Linked DNA regions of Homo sapiens: region 2 is linked to region 1. A link is an interaction called in ENCODE POLR2A ChIA-PET data of the cell type or tissue named here. Cell type or tissue: PC-3. All regions are shown on one strand.

Region 1 (5,000 bases):
TTTGAGGAAAGCTTTTAACTACAAATTCAATTTCTTTAATAGATACAGGAATATTCAGGTTATTGATTTTTTTCTTGAGTGAGCTATGGTAGTTTGTGTTTTTCAAGAAATGTTTTTCAATTAACTTGTCAAATTTATTGGCATAAAGTTATTCATAATATTCCTTTATTAATCATTCTTTTAAAGTTTGTAGTATTTATAGTAATGTCCTCTTTATAATTTCTGATATTGGTGACTTCTGTCTTTTCTCTTTTTTAAAAATTTTTTTATTTTCCTGTCTAGAGATGTATTAATTGTGTTGATCTTGTCAAGTAACTTGGTTTTATTTTCATTGATTTTTCTATTCCTTTTTTCTCTTCTGTTTCGTTGATTTCCACCCTCAGGTTTATCATTTTCTTCCTTTCATAATTTGAATTTAATTTGCTTTTTTCTTCCTTCTTGTGTTGCATATATGGATAATTGATTTGAGGCCTTTGTTCTTTTTTTTACATAAACATTTAATGCTAACAACTTCCCATTAAGTGCTACTTTAGCTGCATTTCACAAATTTTGATATGGTGTGATTTTATTTTCATTCAATTCAAAATATTTTCTAATTGCCTTTGTAATTTGTTCTTTAGCCTATGGGCTATTTAAATGTGTGTTATAATTTCCAAATACTTGAAAGATTTTTCACATATTTTTCTCTTATTGATTCCTAGTTTAATTATCTTATGGTTAAAAAACAAATACTACATAATTCAAACCACTTTACCTTTATTATGATTTGTTTAATGGCCTGGGATATGGTCTATCTTGGTAAGCATGCTACATGTACTTGGAAAGAATGTGTATTTATTTGTCAGTAGTTGGGTGGAGTGTCAGTAATTGTGAACTGGGCAAGCAGGTTGATAGTGGCTAGTACTTTGTTCCTGAGTAAGGAACATATTCTTACTAACTTCCTGTCTACTTGTTCTATCAATTACTGAGAAGAATGTTTAATTGCCAACTCTAATTGCTGATTTGTCTGTTCCTTCTTTGAGATCTGTCAGCTTTTCCTTTATGTATTTTTGGAGTTCTATAATTAGGTACATTCACATTTAGAATTGTTATATCCTCATAATACTTTTCTTCCTTTATCATTCTGAAATGTCCCTCCCTATCCCTGGTAATATTCCTTGTTCTAAAGTCTACTTTGCCTGATGTTAACATAGCTATGCCAGCTAATTTCATGCCTAGTATATGCATGGCATATTTTTTCTCATGTTTTTAATCTTTAATCTATCTGTGTCATTATGTGGATTTAAAGTCAGTTTCTTGTAGACAGCATAAATCTGGGCCCTGCTTTCTTGTCCAGTTTGACAGTCTTTGTCTTTTAATTGCAGTGCTTAGCCCGTTTATATGTGAGATAATTTGGGTGTGGTTGAGTTTAAGTCTACTATCTTGTAATTTGCTTCATTTGTCCCATCATTTACTTGTTTCTTTTTCCTTTTTTCCTCTCCTATTTTGATCAATTGAATATTCAGTATTTTTTTTAAATCATGGTAAAATACCCATAACCTAAAATTTAAATTGAGTGTTTTTTAGTGTTTCATTTTATCGCCAAAACTGGCTCGTTGGTTGTACTTTTTTTGTTATTTAGTGGTCGCTCTGTTGCTTTTTAGTATCAGGCTCTAGGGCATCTTCATTTGTCACAGGCCATCTCCAAATCACAGGACACCTCTTCCCCATGTAGCATAAGAACCTTACAACTATAACTGTGTACTTTCATTTCCCCACCCTCCCTTTGTATTATTGTTTTCATACATTTTACTTTTACACATGTAGGATACACATGAGCCCTACAATACATTCCACATCATTTTTAAGCACTTCTTTTACGATCACAACTTAACAGAAAAGTAATTTTTAAATACAAATATCATTAACATAAGATGTCAAAATGACACAGCAACTACATGGCTTCTTCCTCTTGCTTCTAGAATGTACTGTTTGTACTTCAGTTGCAGCATTTTTATGCTGTTATTATTTATTTGTCTTTCTCTTGCATTAGACAATAAGGCCCTTGAGAGTAGAAACAATATCTATTCATCTCGTAACTTTAGCACAATGCTTGGCACTTGGCGGGAGGTCAACAAATGTTGTACCATCACGGATTTCCTGACTGTCCAAGTGACTGACTGACTGAATGAAGGAATGATGAGCCTGCGGAAACACACATACCACACGCAGGTTGGGGCAGGCTCTAGCACACGCAACCAGATAAGCACCCGCCCCCTTGATAACTTTTATGTGCGCCTCCTCCCCTCTGTCCTCACCTCTCAATGTTCAGCTTCTCATTTAAAATTTGGCAAGAGGAAAGAGGAAATCATGGACCATCAAAGAGTGCCTTAAAGAGAATAGACTTTTAAAAGTCACAAATAGGACTCAGGTGGACCCTAAGTTTGGCTGCCTGCCAGGAGCTGCTGAACGTGGCCCTGTTGGGTGCGTCATTGTGTCTGGAGGCCTTGGGTGTGTCTGTATTGTGAACAAATGTGACTGTGGGTGAGGTCTGGAAACAGAGAGTGGGTCACTCTGGATCCGTGTTCTAGCTGGGCCTGGAAACTGTCCCAGAGCCCATGCTTGCTCCTGATCTCATTGGGCAAACTGAGACATCTTAGCAGCAGCACCAACTGCAAATCATTCTCTGCAACTAAAGCGGAGCATTGAGTGCTTAATAATGTGGGTGTTAATTGTTTGGGATATAAAAATTTCATGCCTAGAGCTTTAAAGTTGTACCCCAAATGCTTTCTAAAGCGGTTGTGTGCCTCAGGAATAGTTAAAGCTGCCTCACAGTGTACAACAGTGTTCTCAGTTCTAAAAATGAGGATGTGGAAGTATTTCTCTTCTAGCATTTTGAGTTCAGAACAATGATAGCATTATGTTATACTTCACTCTGCTTTACTGACCTTTCTCTAATTTTTTAATCCTTGAATTGTTGGAATGATTAGAAAAATGTTCACAACGTGCTTTAATAAAAGTTTCTACATAAATAAACAAAAAACCAAAAATAATAAAATAATACTCTCCCCCTCCCCAGCTAGTTTTTTTTTTTTTTTTTTTTTTTTCCAAGACAGAGTATCACTCTGTTGCCCAGGCTGGAGTGCAGTGGCGTGATCTCGGGTCACTGCAACCTCCCCCTCCCGGGTTCAAGAGATTCTCCTGCCTCATCCTCCCGTGTAGCTAGGACTACAGGCGCCCGCCACCAGGTCTGGCTAATTTTTGCATTTTTAATAGAGACGGGGTTTCACCGAGTTAGCCAGGATGACCTCGATTTCCTGACCTCAGGTGATCCGCCTGCCTCGGCCTCCCAAAGTGCTGGGATTACAGGTGTAAGCCACTGTGCCCAGCCCCCAGCTAGTTTTAACTTTCTATTGAAGACGACTTATTTCATAGAGGGATCTTTAAGGTATATATAACATTATTTAAAAAGCTAAAGAATTTTCTTTCAAATGTAAAATTAAAATTAAGTTCAACAGCCTTCCTGTTTCATTTATTGAGCACGGATTTCTTTTGCATTTTTGATGGGGAGAGGTGGGTTTTGTCATCCGTGACTCTGATAGAAGACCGATGGGGTGACTTGCTTGAAGGGAGGCAGGAAAGTCTCCGCCAAGTGATCAGCATTTGCTCTCAACGTGCTTCTGTGTTTCCCACACGTGTATGGATCGGACTCATGTAGAAATGCCTCCTGCCACTGCATCACGGAACCAGCAAGGCCTTGAAGGCCACGCGCCACGGCGCTTCAGGCGTTCTTTTGTAGCCCAGCGGCCTGCTGTGCAGTGATCCAAGTGGAGTCGCAGGTAGTAGCAGTGGGGCAGGGCTCATGGCTCTGCCTCTTACCACCTCCCCGTTGTTCTCCCGAGACTTGGGCAGTGGGCGGTGGAGAACCACTGACCTCGGCTACTGCCTTCATTTAAACAAGGGGAAACTGTGGCTCTGTGAGCTTCCGTGGCCTGCCAAGGTCCCATGCACCCCTCCCTCGACCCTTGCCGAGACAGAGCTGGCCTCGATGGGGGTCTTCTGACTCCTGGGCCAGCGTGGTCTCCCTTGCACCCGCATTCTCGGAGAGGGCAGCAGTGGCGGTGTGGAGGAGAGGGCATGCCTTGAGAAGCGCCGGCACCTCTGAGCACGTGGGTGAGACCCCGGCCAGCTGAGCAGAGGTGACCCGCTGAATTAGTGGCCAGGGCTGCCAGCATCCAGGGGGTGTTGGGACCCGGAACCTCTCTGAGCTTGAAGGCTAAGGCTAGGATCCCGCGAGTAAGCCTGTTCTCGGTCCATTTGGGCCCTGGCCGGTGTGGAGACGTGCCAGGTGTGATGGCACGGGAGAGGGGACCTCTCGTTTAGAGGTTGCCCAGGGAATGGCAGTGAGCCCAGGAGATCCTCCAAGGGGAATCGGGACAGGACTTTTTCCGCAGAAAACACCCCATGTGGCTCATCAAAGAGGAGAGGCAACCCATCTGTTCCAGAACATTCCAGATCATCATTTAAGACCCCCAATGACTCTATCACAGAAGATAGGGTCAGTATCTCCTTTGCCTTTAAAGAGGTCATCACCCCTAGAGCTTAGAGTTTTCTAGAAGTGTTCAGCCTGATTCAACCAATTCAAAAACTACTCTAAGAAAGCAAACCAGGTATTGTTTTAGAAGTTCCATGAACTCTTCCAAAATGATCAGGTACCATTTAGTTAATGACTACTCTGGAGTATTTAATGACATTCCAGCACCTGAGAACGTTGGTTTCATCTCATAACACTCGCTAAAATGTGTGTTGGTGGGAGAGAGAAGGAGAGAGACACAGAGAGCTAGTTTGGAGAAATAATGTATAAATGCAAAGGTTTCTCTACACCTCTAAAATGCTGCTCATTCCTCTCTCGGTGGCCTGAATTAACAGCCAGTTCTGTTTCTATTTTGGGGAATTATTAGCTGTAGTTTCTTTAAAATGCCGTTTATCACTCCATTATGGTTAAAGGTTGTATTAGTCTG
Region 2 (5,000 bases), 410 kb before region 1:
ATGATTCGGAACCGGAGATCCCATGGCAATGGCTCCGAAGCCAGCAGCTTTTCCAGGGAGCCCGTCTCCATGTACTCCATGACCAGGCCGACAGGTTCGCGGCAGATGCCATACACAGGCAGGATGTAGCGAAACTTGGCCATCTCCATCTTCTTGGCTTCTTCCAAAAGCTCCATGCGCTCCCTGAAAAAGTTCAAAGGCATGAAGAATACGCAATGGTCACTCAGCCACAAACATGGAACAGCACCCTGGCCAGAAGACGACCAGCTCCAGAGGGCTGAGCAAATGCCTCAAGTGCACACACATGGGGCACACTTCAATGTCACATCACGAATGCAGGGCTTTCCAGAGTCTCAGTCCTGAGGCTGCTGAAATGTACCTATGCATCACAGGGTTATCACAAGTGAGGAGGAGGGAAATTCTAATCGTTTTACAGGTAGCACTGATAACACATGTGGGGGGTCCACGTGTGTGAATAATTCCACAGGCAGCCATGAGCCAAGGCTTGGGGGTCTCAGAGACTGCAGGTGCAGGCCGATAATCCCTTCTCCTGGGAGGAGGGAAGAGAAGTTGACGTTCCACTCAAGGTTGTAACTAGGCAACTAGGCCGGGCACGGTGGCTCATGCCTGTAATCCCAGCACTTTGACAGGCCAAGGCGGATGGATCACCTGAGGTCAGGAGTTCGAGACCAGCCTGGCCAACATAGTGGAACCCCCGTCTCTACTAAAAATACAAAAATTAGCCGGGCATGGTGGCAGATGCTTATAATCCCAGCTACTCAGGAGGCTGAGGCAGGAAAATCACTTGAACCAGGGAGGCAGAGGTTGCAGTGAGCTGAAATCATGCCACTGCACTCCAGCCTGGGCAACAAAGTAAAACTCCATCTCAAAAAAAAAAAAAAAAAGTTGTAACTAGTTATGTTCAAGGAACCCAACTCACCTTCTCCGTTTAAGCCCAATACCTGAGTTGGCCCAGTTATTCCTGAATCCAACCTCACACTCAAACTAATGAAACAGCATAGGTCCAAAGCATGGGGTTGCCAACAGCCAAATCCAACCAGCCATTTTTTAAAATAAAAAATATAGGCCGGGTGTGATGGCTCATGCCTGTAATCCCAGCACTTTGGGAGGCCGAAACAGGCAGATCACAAGGTCAGGAGTTCGAGACCAGCCTGATCAACATGGTGAAACCCTGTCTCTACGAAAAATACAAAAATTAGCTGGGCGTGGTGGCGCCTGCCTGTAATCCCAGCTACTCAGGAGGCTGAAACAGGAGAATCACTTGAACCTGGGAGGCGGAGGTTACAGTGAGCCGAGATCGCGCCATTGCACTCCAGCCTGGGCGACACAGAGAGACTCCATAACAAAAAAAAAAAAAAAAAAAAAAAATATATATATATATATATATAGAGAGAGAGAGAGAGAGAGAGAGAGAGAGAGAGAAAATGTAGTCAAATAGACATAACATAGTATTTATTATTTTAGCCATTCACAGGTGTACAATTCCCTGACATTACCCACATTCACAATGTGGTACAACCATCACCACTATCTACACCCAAAACTTTTCCATCATCCTCAACAAAAATTCTGCACCCATTAACCAATAACTCCTTCCCTCATCCCCATCCTCAGTAACCTCTTTTCTACATTCTAGGCAAATTCATATAAGCATAAGCATATAAAATTTGCCCTTCTGTGTCTGGCTTATTTCATTAAGCATGTTTTCAGGGTCTATTCACACTGTAACATATATCAAAACTTCCTTTTCATGGCTGAATAATATTCTGCTGCACGAATGTACTGCGTTTTGTTCATCTGTTCGTGGGTGCAGGCCATTTCCACCTTTTGGCTCTCGTGGATAATGCTGCACATCTGCACACATTGGGGGACAAACGCCTGGAGTCGTGGCTTTCAATTCTTTTCGATACATACCTAGGAGCAGAATTGCTTGGTCACAGTCTATGTGTCACATTTTGAGAAACTGCCAAATGGTTGCCCACAGCGTGCCACCACCTTGTTTGTATAAATAAACTTTTACTGGAAGAAAGTCTCACTCATTCATTTAAACACTGGCTGTGGCTGCTTTTGCACTTCAAAGGGGAGAGGAGTCCTTGCAACAGAGGCCCTGCGGCCTGCAAAGCCTAAAATGTTGCCTCTCTAGGCCTTCGTGGAGAAAGCTGACCAACCTCTGGTCTAAGGTCACTTCCCTGGTGCAGCCTGTGTTTTCACAGACTAGAATCCCAGTGCAATGGTCTGTATTGGCATCATGGGTCAAAAGTCTCAGAATGCGTTCAGAGTAAGAGGCTGAATCCCACGGACGCACGCTGGCCATGCAGGATCGAGATCAGCAGCCCCAAACACAGACATGGTAGAAAGCACCCAGGAAGCTGGCTGGAATGCTGGTTCCCAGGCCTCACTCCTTGAGAATGCATTCCAGGTTGGGGCTGGAAAATCTGTTTTTTTGTTTGTTTTTCTTTTTTGAAACAGAGTCTCGCTCTGTTGCCCAGGCTGGAGTGCAGTGGCATGATCCTAGCTCACTGCAACCTCTACCTCCCAGGTTCAAGTGAGTCTCATGCCTCAGCCTCCAGGGTAGCTGGGATTACAGGTGTGCCACACTCAGCTAATTTTTTGTATTTTTAGTAAAGATGGGATTTTGCTGTTTGCCAGGGTGGTCTTGAACTCCTAGGCTCAAGTGATTTGCCTGCCTCAGCTCCCAAAGTGCTAGGATTACAGGCATGAGTCACCGTGCCCAGCCAATCTGCTTTCTAATAATATAATAAGCTCCCTAAAGGAAATGTTCAGAACCACACTAGGAGAGATCCGACCTCCTATAGCAGGAAACCCAGCAGCTCCATGTCCACACACAGGCCACGCAAGGCAGCTGGCTGGGGTGGCCTCCAGACAATTCCCCCAGAATCCAGCGTCCAGCCCAAGTCCCTGCCTATAACCCAGTGTCCGCTGCCACAGCAGGGGGCTCTTCTGGAGCTCGGACACAGGCCTGCTCCTCCCAGTGACAAACCCGGGAGCAGGTGCTGGGAAATCACTCAGTGGCTCCCATTTCCTCGCCTGCTGGTGAATCCAAAACAGTGCCAACAGAACGCATCCATTTCTTAATGATCTGACCGCCCCTGCGAGAGTTCAGCCCCTCCTAGGCTTCCCTTACCATAGTGAAAACACTTTCCCTGCAGGAAAGGCCAGCAGGAACCCCTGGATCCTACTGTTTAGCTCTTGCTGTGGAAATTCCCATACATCGGACAGGTACCAAAGGCTCGGAGATCTCAGCCTGTCTGCCCCCCAACAATGCAAGCCCTGCAGCTAGGGCTCTGCGTCTCAGGACATAGCCCACTGGTTCTCAATTAGAGGCAACTTCACCCCCCAAGAAACACTGGGCAATGTCTGGAGAGATTCTGGCTGTCACAACTAAAGGATGCTACTGAACATCCTACAATGCATAAGACAGCCCCAAGGCTAAGAATTACTCAGCCCCAAATGCCAACGGTGCCAAGTTGAATAACCCCGATGTAAATCAAGTGAGTGCATTTTCAGCCAATAAACTACTACTGTCCAGAATCACCACTTCAGTATTCCCAGCACTCACCTGACCTATATTTTAAGCAGTTCTGTGTATTGGCAAGTGCTCGCTTGAATCCACCATATGTCAGAACTAAGGACAAGAGGTCCCTTTCCCGCCTTCATGGTGTTTACGTGTACCCTCTAAGGAAGAAGATGGCGAACTACCCCCAAAAGAGAAGTGTGGTTGAAAAATCTAAGCCTCTTGAAAGGAAGGTCCAGGGAGCTATGGAGAATCAAGAGAGATCCAAAGTCAGAAGTCAGCATAGGAAAGGGCCCCTGAGAGAATCGGGAAGGCTGAGACCTGCGCAGAGTCCAGGGGCACCCGGGAGGCCAGCAGAGCGGAGCAGTCGCTGTGGATCCCCTTGGGCTTGGCAAAGCAGAGAGGGGAAGCCAGCAGAGCACACACACTCTGTTGGAAGAATCTGCAGGATGGGTCCATTGACTGCATGTGGAGGGGAGAAGCTTGCAGGACCTCTCTGGAGCTGCACCAGGGGTCACTAGGCAGCTCTCTACGGTGGACGCGGGAGCACCCCAGGAGGAGCAGCTGGGGGGTGTGGGGGGTGGGCAGGTCGAGTGTGTCTGAATACACTCAAGGAGCAAAGAATCCCACTGGCCTTGGGAACAAGTGAAGCAAGTATCAGGAATGAACGTGAAATTATTATGAGACAAAACTTAGGGGAGCACGGCCTGCTTTCCTAGCGCTCTGGTTAAATGACCAACTAATGGAAAACAAGATGCCCACCAGTGTGCAGTGCTAGCCTGTGGGGGTCCCTGGGCTGAGCTGAAAGCTGCCCCATCACCAGCATACCATCGGCTGCTTCCTCCCTCTCCAGGGGAAATCCCTCTCCCTGCAGCCACAGGCTTGGGCCAGGCTCTGGGACCCATCAAGGGATGGGGGGTGCAGATCAGATCGTGGGACTCTCAACCCTGTCCCCAGTCTCAGTGAGCATTGGGAAAAAAGGAAGACGAGGACCTGATGCCAACGTCAAGCATCAGCTAAAATGAAACCGGTCACCAAAGAAGGAAAATGACACCTCTCAGCTCCCAGCCTTTCTCCTCCTCTGGGAACACCGGTTGGCTGAGGCCCTCATTTGTTATTTAAAGGAATACCAGCACAACTTCCAACCCGGCAACTGCCACTAACTTCCAAACCATCGGACTGGGACATGGTACCAGCTGCTGCTTCTCTTTTATGTCTTGTTAAGAATCAGAGTTATGATTTGTCTGTTTCCGATTGCTCAAATGTGGCCAGCTTGCCGCCCCTCCCCTACCAGTGTGGCCTCCCTCCTCCGGACACTCTGCCCCGGGGCGCTGGCGAAAGTCCTTCCGTAGGACTCAGACCCACATCCACTGTGCAACCGTGTGAGGCACACCCTCCTCGCCGGAGGGTTTTGAGGAAATGACAATTCGGGTGTTTAGAGGCC

What was found. ChIA-PET counts read pairs that join two places held together with the same protein. Peaks named below come from ENCODE experiments on the same cell type or tissue, not always from the same donor. Only the 100,000 strongest peaks of a DNase experiment are listed, where the experiment ranks them.
Region 2: POLR2A ChIA-PET joins it to region 1 with 9 read pairs; 1 of 35 experiments calls an interaction of 5 or more read pairs at or near these places.

The regions. Positions count from the first base shown.
Region 1 is chr21:42,169,067-42,174,066 of GRCh38, forward strand. No RefSeq gene overlaps it. Among named protein-coding and RNA genes, the nearest start is that of ABCG1, 48 kb to the right of the region's middle. In PC-3, no CTCF peak of the experiment used is centred here; a DNase peak (open chromatin) is centred at 2,475; H3K27ac peaks cover 661 bases.
Region 2 is chr21:41,756,634-41,761,633 of GRCh38, forward strand. RIPK4 (receptor interacting serine/threonine kinase 4) reads right to left here. Exons shown (of 8, transcript NM_020639.3): 2 at 1-183. Among named protein-coding and RNA genes, the nearest start is that of RIPK4, 7.9 kb to the right of the region's middle. RefSeq lists enhancers at 3,693-4,327, 4,328-4,962, 4,963-5,000. In PC-3, no CTCF peak of the experiment used is centred here; DNase peaks (open chromatin) are centred at 2,088, 2,818 and 3,508; H3K4me3 peaks cover 3,432 bases; H3K27ac peaks cover 3,519 bases.